2 separate regions of the Homo sapiens genome follow, and region 1 is linked to region 2. A link is a loop called in an ENCODE intact Hi-C map of the cell type or tissue named here. Cell type or tissue: PC-9. All regions are shown on one strand. Each heading gives the region's core, and the rest is flanking DNA. Links, peaks and the distances in the headings are about the cores only.

Region 1 (5,377 bases), core at 265-5,264, 490 kb before region 2:
TGGTTTATATATCCATAGCTGTCTGTTATGATAACTTTTGCAGAATTGACATGCGAACTGATCGATTAAGCTGCCAGGAGACTTTTGTGATTTGATTCTCAATGAAAAATTTTGGGGGTAATATCCATCTCACTTTTTTTTTCTGAGAGGGAGTTTTACTCTTTTTGCCAAGGTCGGAGTGCAAATAATGGTATGATCTCAGCTCACTGCAACCTCCGCCTCCCGGGTTGAAGCGATTATCCTGCCTCAGCCTCCCACATAGCTGGGATTACAGGCATGAGCCACCACACTCGGCTAATTTTTCTATTTTTAGTAGAGACAGGGTTTCACCATGTTGTTCAGGCTGGTCTCGAACTCCCGACCTCAGGTGATCTGCCCACCTCAGCCACCTAAAGTGCTGGGATTACAAGCATGAGCCACCATGCCTGGCCCCATCTCACTTTTAAAAAATATTCTAATAAAGTCCTTGGCTGGCAACCAGAAGGATAAAATAAAAAGAATCAAATTATCTAGTGGTGTTAAATATAAAACGGAAAGGAATAAAAATTTAAAAGGATACAGACACAGGGAATAGTAATATTCCCTGCCTCAATATTTTGGTTTACACAGTTCCTTTTTATCTTTTTAAAAGTATAAATAGTACATGCCTATTGTATGATACAAATGTGTACCAAACAGTGAAAAGGCCCTCCACTTTCCCCTGGTAGATCAGTCTTTCAATAAAACCTAATGTTAATACTTTAGTGTATGGCCTTCTAGATTCTTCTGTGCATACATCTACAAATGTATTTGCCTCAATAGATTATACTATGCATACCATTCTCTGCCCTATATTTTTTAATCCAACAAAATATTGTGGATATGTTTCCTTGCCTATTCATATAAATCAATGTTCTGAATGACTGCATAGTAATTGCTGAACCACAACTTATCTCCTACTGATAACATTTACATTGGTTCTAATTTTTTTACCATAACATCAGTGGTATAATTTCTGCATGATTGTAATAAAAAGATGCTTCATATTTATTTATACTTCTTTAAGTTAAATTTCTAACATAGTTTTGCCGGGTCAAAAAGAATACCCAGGTCAGACACAGTGGCTCACACCTGTAATCTCAGCACTTTGGGAGACAGAGGTGAGAGGATCACTTGAGCCCAGGAGTTTGAGACCAGCCTGGGCAACATGGCAAGACCCCATATCTTAAAAAAAAAAAAAATGGCTGGGTGTGGTGGCACATGCCTGTAGTCCCAGCTGCTTGGGAAACTGAGATGGGAGGATTCCTTGAACCCAGGAGGTCAAGGCTGCAGTGAGCTGTGATTGCACCACTGCACTCCAGCCTGGGTGACAAAGTGAGGCTCTGTATTAAAAAAAAAAAAACAAGAATACCTATTGATATTTTGATAGATTCTGCCAAATTGCCCTCTAAAAGGTTGCAACAATTAAAACCCTCAGGAGTAATATACATCCATACTTATTTGCCCAATCCTTCAGAAAATTTGGGCAACGTAGATAATTTTCATTTTTATAGATTTCTTATTTTTACATTTGAATGTATAATCTTTTATAAAATAGTAAGATGAAGAGATGAAGGGCCTTGCTATTGTTTACAAACTATGTGACAACAGACTTTAAAGTTTAGGTTTTTTAAGTTAATTCAGGCAATAAATCTTTAAAACAAAAAAAAAAATCTCAGGCCAGGTGCAGTGGATCATGCCTGTAATCCCAGCACTTTGGGAGGCTGAGGAAGGAGGATCACTTGAGGCCAGTAGTTTGAGGCCAGCCTGGGAAACACAGTGAGACCCCATTTCTATAAAAAAGATTTTAAAGATTAGCCAAGTATGGTGATGCATGCCTGTAGTCTTAGCCACCCAGGAGGCTGAGGCAGGAGGATAGCTTGAGCCTAGGAGTTGGAGGCTGCAGTAAACTGTGATTGTGCTACTGGACTCCAGCCTGGGTGACAGAGTGGGACCTTGTATCTTAAAAAAAAGAAGTTAAAAACAAACAATAAAAAACATATTATCTTCTCTTCCTAGACCACATCCTTTCGCAACCATTTGAGAACTAGGTAAAAATTATCAGTCTCTATTGCTAGCTGAAGCTTTCACCTTGACTGGGCTTCCACCATCACCAGGTTTGATTGCAAAGTGTCATTTCTTTTCTTGGGTGAGAAGCATATCAAAATACTATCACTTGCTTACCCTGCCCCGACATGCTAGGTTTGATTCATGTTGGAATAATAGAAAGGACTAAAGAATTCAGAGCAGTTCTGTACTCTCGCCTGACACCTAACACCAATCGGTTTCCAGCCCACAGAGCTGTGCAGTGGAATCTCCAAGGCACATTCTAGATTCCCTAGTGTCACTCCAGTGAGCAACCTTTCTACACACTTCAGCACCTGGACAGCTCTCTTGGCACCACCTCTAGAGGGCATGGTAAGCCGCTTTGTTGAGCCCTCTAGTGGTTGCTTTAGTTATTGCACAACTGTTTTTAAAATTTCAGGTGTACCTCGGAGATATTGCAGGTTGGGTTCCAGACAACCACAGTAAAGCTAGTATCAGAATAGCTCTGGTTCTGCAGTGCATATAAAAGTTATATTTGCACTGTACTGTAGTCTATTAAGCGTGCAATAACATTAGGTCAAAAAACAATGTACTGACTTGGCAAAGTGGCTCACACCTGTAATTCCAGCACTTTGGGAGACAAGGGTGGGAGGATCACTTGAGCCCAGGACTTTGACACTACTCTGGGCAACACAGTGAGAACTCATTTCTTTAAAAAAAAAAAAAAGATTAAAAATTAGCTGGACATGGTGCTGTGCATTTGTAGTCCCAGCTGCTCAGGAGGCTGAGGTAGGGGGATCACTTGAGCCTGGGAGATTGAGGCTGCAGTGAGCTATGATCATGCCACTGCATTCCTTCCTGGGCAACAGAGTGAGACCTTGTCTCCGGAAAAATGTACATACCTTAATTTAAAATATTTTATTGCTAAAAAATTGCTAATGATCATCTGAGCCTTTAGCAAGTCATAATATCTTTGCTGGTGAAGGTTCTTGCCTCAGTGTGGATGGCTGCTGACAGATCAGGGTGGGGGTTGCTGAAAGTTGGAGTGGCTGTGGAAATTTCTTTAAAAAAGACAACAATGAACTTTGTTGCATTGATTGATTTTTCCTTTCATGAAAGATTTATCTGTAGCATGTGATGCTGTTTGATAGCATTTTACCTACAGTAAACTTCTTTCAAAATTAAAGTTAATCCCCTCCAACCCTGCTGCTGCTTTATCAAATAAGTTTATGTAACATTCTAAATCCTTTTGTTGTCACTGCAACAATGTTCACAGCATCTTTGCCAGGAGTAGATTCCATCTCAAGAAACAAGTTTTTTTGCTCATCCATAAGAATCAACTCCTAAACCATTCAAGTTTTATCATGAGATTGCAGCAATTCAGTCAGACCTTCAGGCTCCACTTCTAATTCTAGTTCTCTTGCTAATTCCACCACATCTGCAATAACTTCCTCCATGGAAGTCTTAAACCCCTCAATGTCATTCACGAGGGCTGGAGTGAACTTCTTTCGAATTCCTGTTCATGTTGCTATTTTGGCCTCCTTCCATGAATCATAAATGTTCTTAATGACATCTAGAATCCTTTCCAGAGGATTTTCCATTTATTTTGCCCAGATCCATTGGAGAAATCATTATCTATGGCAACTATAGCTTTATGGAATGGATTTCTACAAATAATAAGGTTTGAAAGTCAAAATTACTCCTGGATCCATGGGCTACAGAATGGATATTGTATTATTAGCAGGCAGGAAAACATTAATCCCTTTGTACGTCTCTGTTGGGATTCACTCAGGATGGTGGCAGAAATATTAAAGGGAAATATTAGGGAAAGTTATAGGGAATAGTCACAAACCTCTCTGGAAGGCTGAAAGGTTACATAGCTTGTAATAATTGAACAGGCTGAAGGCTGCCGGTTCTTACCTTAGAGCATTAAGTCATAGGTTAAATACTAGGGACAATAGAGGCTTCCCCAGTTAAGTCTGTTTACCCTACCTCCATTAACTAACCTTTGAGCCAGATGGCCCTGGGGGGGTGGCGGGAGAGGTCTACCAGGAAAATTGCCCCCAATGGTATTTACTTTAGACCACAGTACCTGAGCTTTAATCATTCGTAGAACTACTCTCTTAACCATGTTAATTATCCACAAGTGTGTTGACTCAAAGCTTCCATTGTTAATTCTACACTAAATAAATGCCTGGAGTGCGAACCGTTCAGGGCAACACCTGCCATTCTTTACAGGACTCTTCTTGGAGTCTGTGAGTGGCCTCGGACCCTCAGCTGGACTGGCAAAGCAGAATATCTGTGTGTCAGTGTATGTTTATTCATCCGTCACCAAATCAGGGGTCTGCAGGAACAGACCCTCTGCAGCTAGTGCTCCCAAGAAAGGAGCGCTGCCTCACATCTCCATCACAGCTCATGGGTAACCAGATGCTTTGTGAATGAGTGGTAATATTTTGAAAGGAATATTTTTTTCTGAGCAACAGGTCTCAAGAGTGGGCTTAAAATATTCAGTAAACCATGTTATAAACAGATATGCCTTCATCCGGGCTTTGGTTTTCCATTTGTAGAGCACAGGCAGAGTAGATTTAGCTTAATTCTTAGGACTTTAGGGTTTTCAGAATGGTAAATAAGCATTGGCTTCAACTCAAAGTCACCAGCTGACTTAGCCCCTAACAAGAGAGTCAGCCTGTCCTTTGAAGCTCTGAAGCCAGGCATTGACTTCTCTTCTCTAGCTGTGAAATTTCTAGGGGGCATCTTCCTCCAATGGAAGTCTGTTTTGTCTACACTGAAAATCTGTTTTTTAGTGTAGCCACTTTCACAAATGATCTTAGCTAGATCTTCTAGAAAACTTGCTGCAGCTTCTCCATCACTTACAGTTTCACCTTTCACTTTCGTGTTATAGAAACAGCTTCTTTTCTTAAACCTCATTAGTCAAACTCCGTTGGTGTCAGACTTTTCTTCTACAGCTTCCTTACTTCTCTCAGCCTTCATAGAATTGAAGAGAGTTAGGGCCTTGCCCTGGATTAGGTTTTGGTTTAAGGAAATGTTGTGGCTGGTTTGATCTTCTATCCAGACCACTCAAACTCTCTCCATATCAGTGATAAGGCTGTTCACCCTCTTATTTATATGTTCACTGGAGTAACACTATTAATTTCCTTCAAGAACTTTTCCTTTGCATTCGCAACTTGGCTAACTGTTTGGTGCAAGAGGCCTAGCTTTTGGCCTGTGTTGGCTTTCAACACGCCTGCCTCACTAAATTTAATCTAGATATTAAAGCTAGAAATAGTTTCTGATTTGAAGCAAGAGATCTGCG
Region 2 (5,377 bases), core at 204-5,203:
TGATGGTCATAATCTTAATAGTAATGATGGTCCATGGATATTGAATCCTTACTGCGGGTGAAGTGATGTTTAAAACACTTTGGAGGCCGGGTGTGATGGCTCATGCCTGTAATCCCAACACCTTGGGAGGCCATGATGGGAGGATCACATGAGGCCAGGAGTTCGAGACCTGCCTGGGTAAGATGGCAAAACCCCATCTCTACAAAAATTGAAAAAATTAGCTGGGCATGGTGATGCATGCCTGTAGTCCCAGCTACTAGGAAGGCTAAGATGGGAGGATCCTTTGAGCCCAAGAGGTCAAAGCTGCAGTGAGCTGTGATCGTCCCACTATACTCCAGCCTGGGTGATGGAGTGAGACCCTGACTCAGAAAACAAACAAACAAGTAACTCTGGGTTGCCAACGCCTCATTATAGTCCATACTTTCTGGACAGATTCTGTTAACATCACCATCTTGCAGATGAGGAATCTGGGGCATAATCATGTGCCGGCCACAGGGAGAGCAGAGCTCTGACTTCAGGGCTCCCCCTCTTTGTCTCTCAACTGTTACCAGCACCAGCACTGGGCTGAGCTCTGGGCAATGCAACGGCTGAGCAGGAGTAGGAGGGAAGTGTTTGGCACAGGAGGCTCCAGGCCCAATCTGCAGGCAGGAGGGAAGGAGCTGCTGGAAAGAGAAACAGAAGATGAAAGGGACTCTGGGGACGGGGTGATGAACACTCCTGGGCATGCCCTTAGCTAAGAGCCACTACACTGGGGTTTTGCTGAGAGCTTCTCAGCAGCAGAAACCTTGGGTCAAGCCCAATCCTACATAAACCTGGTAGAAGCAGAGTTGATCTAGAAGGAAGGAAAGGAAGGAGCCAGCCCCACTAACCTCACTCCCCCTACCGTGCACAGCCAATCCTGCAGCCACTAAGAGACCACCTCAGGAACATGGACACCTCAGGGCCTCCACTCACAGCGTATGCTCTCTGAGGGCTGGCTGGCTTTCTCTTCCTTTTCAATTTTCAAGTATTTGATTAACACATTCAAAACTAAAATAATTAAAATTAGCCAGAGATGCACTGTGTCTTGTGTGCACACCACTGGCTTACCACCTGATGTCCAGAGCATAAATGGGACTCCACAAATGGGTGACAGACAGGTATGGGCAACAGCTCTGAGGGGTCAACCTGGCTCCTCCTTCACCTGCTAAGTGACCCTCAGCAAGTACCTGACCCTCACAAAACCTCAGAAGTTCCAGCAGTTCCCCACCTCTTGGGACTTTAAGAGGGTTGTTTTGTTTTCTTTGGTTTTGTGTTTTGTTTTTGTTTGTTTGTTTTGAGATGGAGTCTCACTCTGTCGCCCAGGCAGGGGAGTGCAGTGGCGCGATCTTGGCTCACTGCAACCTTCGCCTCCCAGGTTCAAGTGATTCTCCTGCCTCAGCCTCCTGAGTAGCTGGGACTACAGACGCACGCCACCATGCCCAGCTAATTTTTTTGTATTTGTAGTGGAGACGGGGTTTCACCATGTTGGTCAGGCTGGTCTTGAACTCCTAATCTCGTGATCCACCCGCTTCGGCCTCCCAAAGTGCTGCGATTACAGGCATGAGCCACCCCACCTGGCCTAAGAGAGTTAAATAAGCTAGTAGTCATAAAAGTGCCCAGCACATGATAAGAGCACAATAAATGTCACCTGTCATTATTATTAATAGCATCAACAAGATTAAAAGTATGTTGGCAGGGAGAGGAAGAATCCACAGGAAAGAATTAAAGTGTCCCCATGGGAAGCACAGTGCCCTGCATGTCCCAGTGTTGTTCCCTACTAGGACTGGCCAGTGAATGCTCTGGTTTTTGCAACTGTCTCTTTAATTTTTGTACCAAAGGGAGGCAGGGCCCAGACCATGGAGGTGTGAAGCTCACGAGTTTGGCAGGCTGGGCTCATCTGGAGCCCAGTATTAATTAATTGGTGTTTATGCAACAGTATGTGCCCATCTGGCCCCGTTTCTGTCTGAATCTTGTGCTCAGAACCTTGGAGAATGCATCTCCCTCATGACTTTTCTAGACTTTGATGCCCAGACAACAGCAGATGCGGGTGTTAAAATAATAGCACCAACACTGCAACTCTAAAAGGGGAAGGTACCCTCTTGAGGACTCAAAGTTAAATTACAAATAGCTGGAAGACAATTTTTTCCAGGGCTCCTGCAGCCACTGAACGTTTCCAAGGAGAAAGACAGCACCGATTGTGAGTGAAGAGTGCCCTCTGCTGGCCGGTATTAGAAAACTTCAGTTGATTACTTCGTCCATGCCTCCCGGAGGGCTCCAGCTCCGCTGCCGGGTGGCAAGTCTCAAGTACCCTATTTAGTTCTTTTTTAAAATCTGAACTGAAAACAAAAAGTCTTCTTTTCCTAAAAGGATAAGAGATGAAAGAAAGGACAAGGTCAAGGAGCATTTTATTCCACTCCTCGCTTGCGTTTTTTTTTTGCTGGTGCACTAGAAATGGCCCTGTGGATGCTGTAGCGTGACATCTGCCTCAGAGAATACAAGTAACTTGGGGAGAGCAATCAAGTGTCCACAGGTGGCCCACAGCAGTGCCCCATTTCCATTTTAAGAGGCTGTCCTCTTGACTAGACTCCAAAGTGTACAGAGAGACACTCCGAGCCAAAACTGCTGCTTCCTTGCAGAAAACCCCAGCAGGTCTGTGCCCAGGGGGCAGGGGGCTCCTGGTGGCTGAGCAATCACAGTGGCTGAGAGCTGGCGCTGGATGGGTTGCTCTAGAATCATCCAGCCTGTGACACACGCCCAGACTCAAGCCCAGGACAGCACTCATCTGGCCTCTAGTAAGGCTGCTGCCTCCCCACAGCTGGGGCCCTCGTGGATTCCAGCCCCAGCACCACCCCTGCCCCACTCCCTAGGAACAACCCTGACTTCATCAGTGAGTTCTAACTCTCCTGGCTTTCTGCTCACTCAGACTTTACGCACGGGAGCCAACCTGGCTGAGCTTCAAACCCCTTCATCACTTCACAGCTGCAAGATGTCCCCATTGTGAACTTGACTTTCCTCCTCTGGAACAATAATGGGAGCCGCTATTTACCAAAGGTCCACTAACTGCCAGAAACTTCAAAGTAATCCTCATGACCACGCTATGGGACTGTGAGGGAGCTGATCTCCCCGAATCAAGGGCAAGAATTATTTAAAACAATGACGCTACCCAGCTTCGCTACCCAGCTTCCCAGCTTCGCTACCCAGATAAGGAAAGGCTCTGCCCCATCTACCATCTTCTTCCCTCCATTATGCAGTCTGAGTTCATCAGTTTCCATATGCAAAGTGCATTAATCAGAGGGGAGAGAAACAAGGACAGAGAGAGAAAAGAGAATACCAGAGGTGGGGTAGAAGAGGAAAGTCTTCTGGGGCAAAGCAAATGGAAGGAGAACTTTAGCAGAGTCCAGGGAAGGGCAAGAGAGGTTTCAGAACACCTGCAAGGTGGCTGGGCCATGGCTCACGCCTGTAATCCCACGACTTTGGGAGGCCAAGGCAGATGGATCACTTGAGGTCAAGAGTTCGAGACCAGCCTGGCCAATATGGTGAAACTCTGTCTCCACTAAAAATACAAAAATTACTTGGGCGTGGTGACGTGCACGTGTAATCCCAGATACACTCGGGAGGCTGAGGCAGGAGAATCACTTGAACCCGGGAGGCAGAGGTTGCAGTGAGCTGAGATCATGCCACTACCTGAGAGTAGTTTCCTAAAAGAGTTGGTATTGGTTATAAAATGGATCCCCCTTGACTATTCTTTGAGAGACACAAATAAAAAGAACTGCCTTTATTGTTAGCTAATGGATTTCAAATCTCTGAATGTAACCAAAGCCTAAGTCTGGAGGATTGTGGACTTTGCTATTTGCTTAGATTACATTACAATTTTATAGGTAAAAAAACAGGCGGAGACAGCCAGTAACTTGCTAAGGGTCACCCAGCTCATGAATGGCAGAGCTTAAATTCAACATCTCCACAACCCCAGCTCTATCTGTGAGGCTCTCTGCCTCTGAACCAGAGGAACAATAATCCTGCCTAAGGGGTCAGGTGAGGGGTGAGCGTGAGATGAGCCGTGTACACTCAGCTTTGCACAATGAATTGCACACTGTGGGTGAAGCCACAAATAACAGTCCCTTTCCTTCCCCTCCCTTTGTCCTAATCACCGAATTCTCCCTTGTTCTTAAGACCCAGTTCCTGCTTGATAACCTAGTTCTCACTGCTAGATTCCTGCCATGTCTTTTACCGCCCCAAGCCCTGTTTGGGTAACTGCCCCATTACCCTAGTCCCTCTCAGGCTGCTCACAGCTGGTCTTCCGACCCCAGACTCCTCCAGCATGAAGGCTGAGGTTCAACTTCCTAGTGGAAGGCTTTTCCTGTATTAATACCCTGGCCACTCACATGCCTGAGGATCCAACCTTTCCCCATTTGCTCATTCATTCAAGAAACAGTCACTAGTTCCTCCTTTGTGTCAGGTACTATGCTAGCCACTCAAGATAGAATGCTGTTAAAAAAAGAAAAAAAAACTGTCCCAAACTTGGAAATAAAGTATAACTTTTCAAAGTCATCTATCTACACCCCGAGTCTGCTTACAGGGAGGTTATTTTTGTTTGATTCACTATTTGCTTTTGATTAGGGCCCAGACTCTGTAAAGTTAAGTTGTTAACTTGTTAAAGATTGATAAATTTGATAAATTGCAAAAAAGAATTCTGTCAGATACAGTCTCAAAGGTTACAGTGTTATTTTCCTATGGGACATTAATCAGTTTTGTTTTGTTTTGTTTTTGAGACAGGGTCTCGCTCTGTCGCCCAGGCTGGAGTGCAGTGGCACGATCGCAGTTCACTGAAGGCTCTGCCTCCCAGGTTCAAGCAATTCTCCCACCTCCGCCTCCCGAGTAGCTGGGATTACAGGGGCATGCCACCACGAGCAGCTAACTTTTGCATTTTTAGTAGAGATGGGGTTTCACCATGTTGGCCAGGCTGGTCTCAAACTCCTGACCTCAGGTGATCCACCTGCCTCAGCCTCCCAAAGTGCTGGAATTACAGGCATGAGCCACCGCGCCCGGCCCATTAACCAGTTTTATATCTGAGTTTGCAATCTTATTCCAGCATTCTTTTTTCCATAATATTTTTCCATAATTCACTCACTCACTCTCACTCTCTCTCCCCTCCTCTCTCTGTGTGTGTGTGTGTGTGTGTGTGTGTGTGTGTGTGTGTGTGTGTTCCTGGATGGTCCTTAGAACCAGCTTTCTCATCCTCATCCTGCTAGTTCGCTCATTAATGAGTTAAATGTGTGTGTGTTCCTGGATGGTCCTTAGAACCAGCTTTCTCATCCTCATCCTGCTAGTTCGCTCATTAATGAGTTAAATAAATATT

What was found. A loop is a pair of places that touch in the nucleus more often than their neighbours do. Peaks named below come from ENCODE experiments on the same cell type or tissue, not always from the same donor. Only the 100,000 strongest peaks of a DNase experiment are listed, where the experiment ranks them.
Region 1: a loop joins it to region 2, with 8 times the contacts of the local background. A loop is called at or near these places in 2 of 110 quality-filtered maps.

The regions. Positions count from the first base shown.
Region 1 is chr3:56,492,450-56,497,826 of GRCh38, forward strand. No RefSeq gene overlaps it. Among named protein-coding and RNA genes, the nearest start is that of ERC2, 27 kb to the left of the region's middle. In PC-9, for the core only: CTCF peaks have their summits at 2,466 (motif pointing left) and 2,671; a DNase peak (open chromatin) is centred at 2,422; H3K27me3 peaks cover 544 bases.
Region 2 is chr3:56,986,846-56,992,222 of GRCh38, forward strand. It overlaps a transcript of ARHGEF3 not described here. Among named protein-coding and RNA genes, the nearest start is that of ARHGEF3-AS1, 49 kb to the left of the region's middle. In PC-9, for the core only: a CTCF peak has its summit at 2,241 (motif pointing left); no DNase peak of the experiment used is centred there.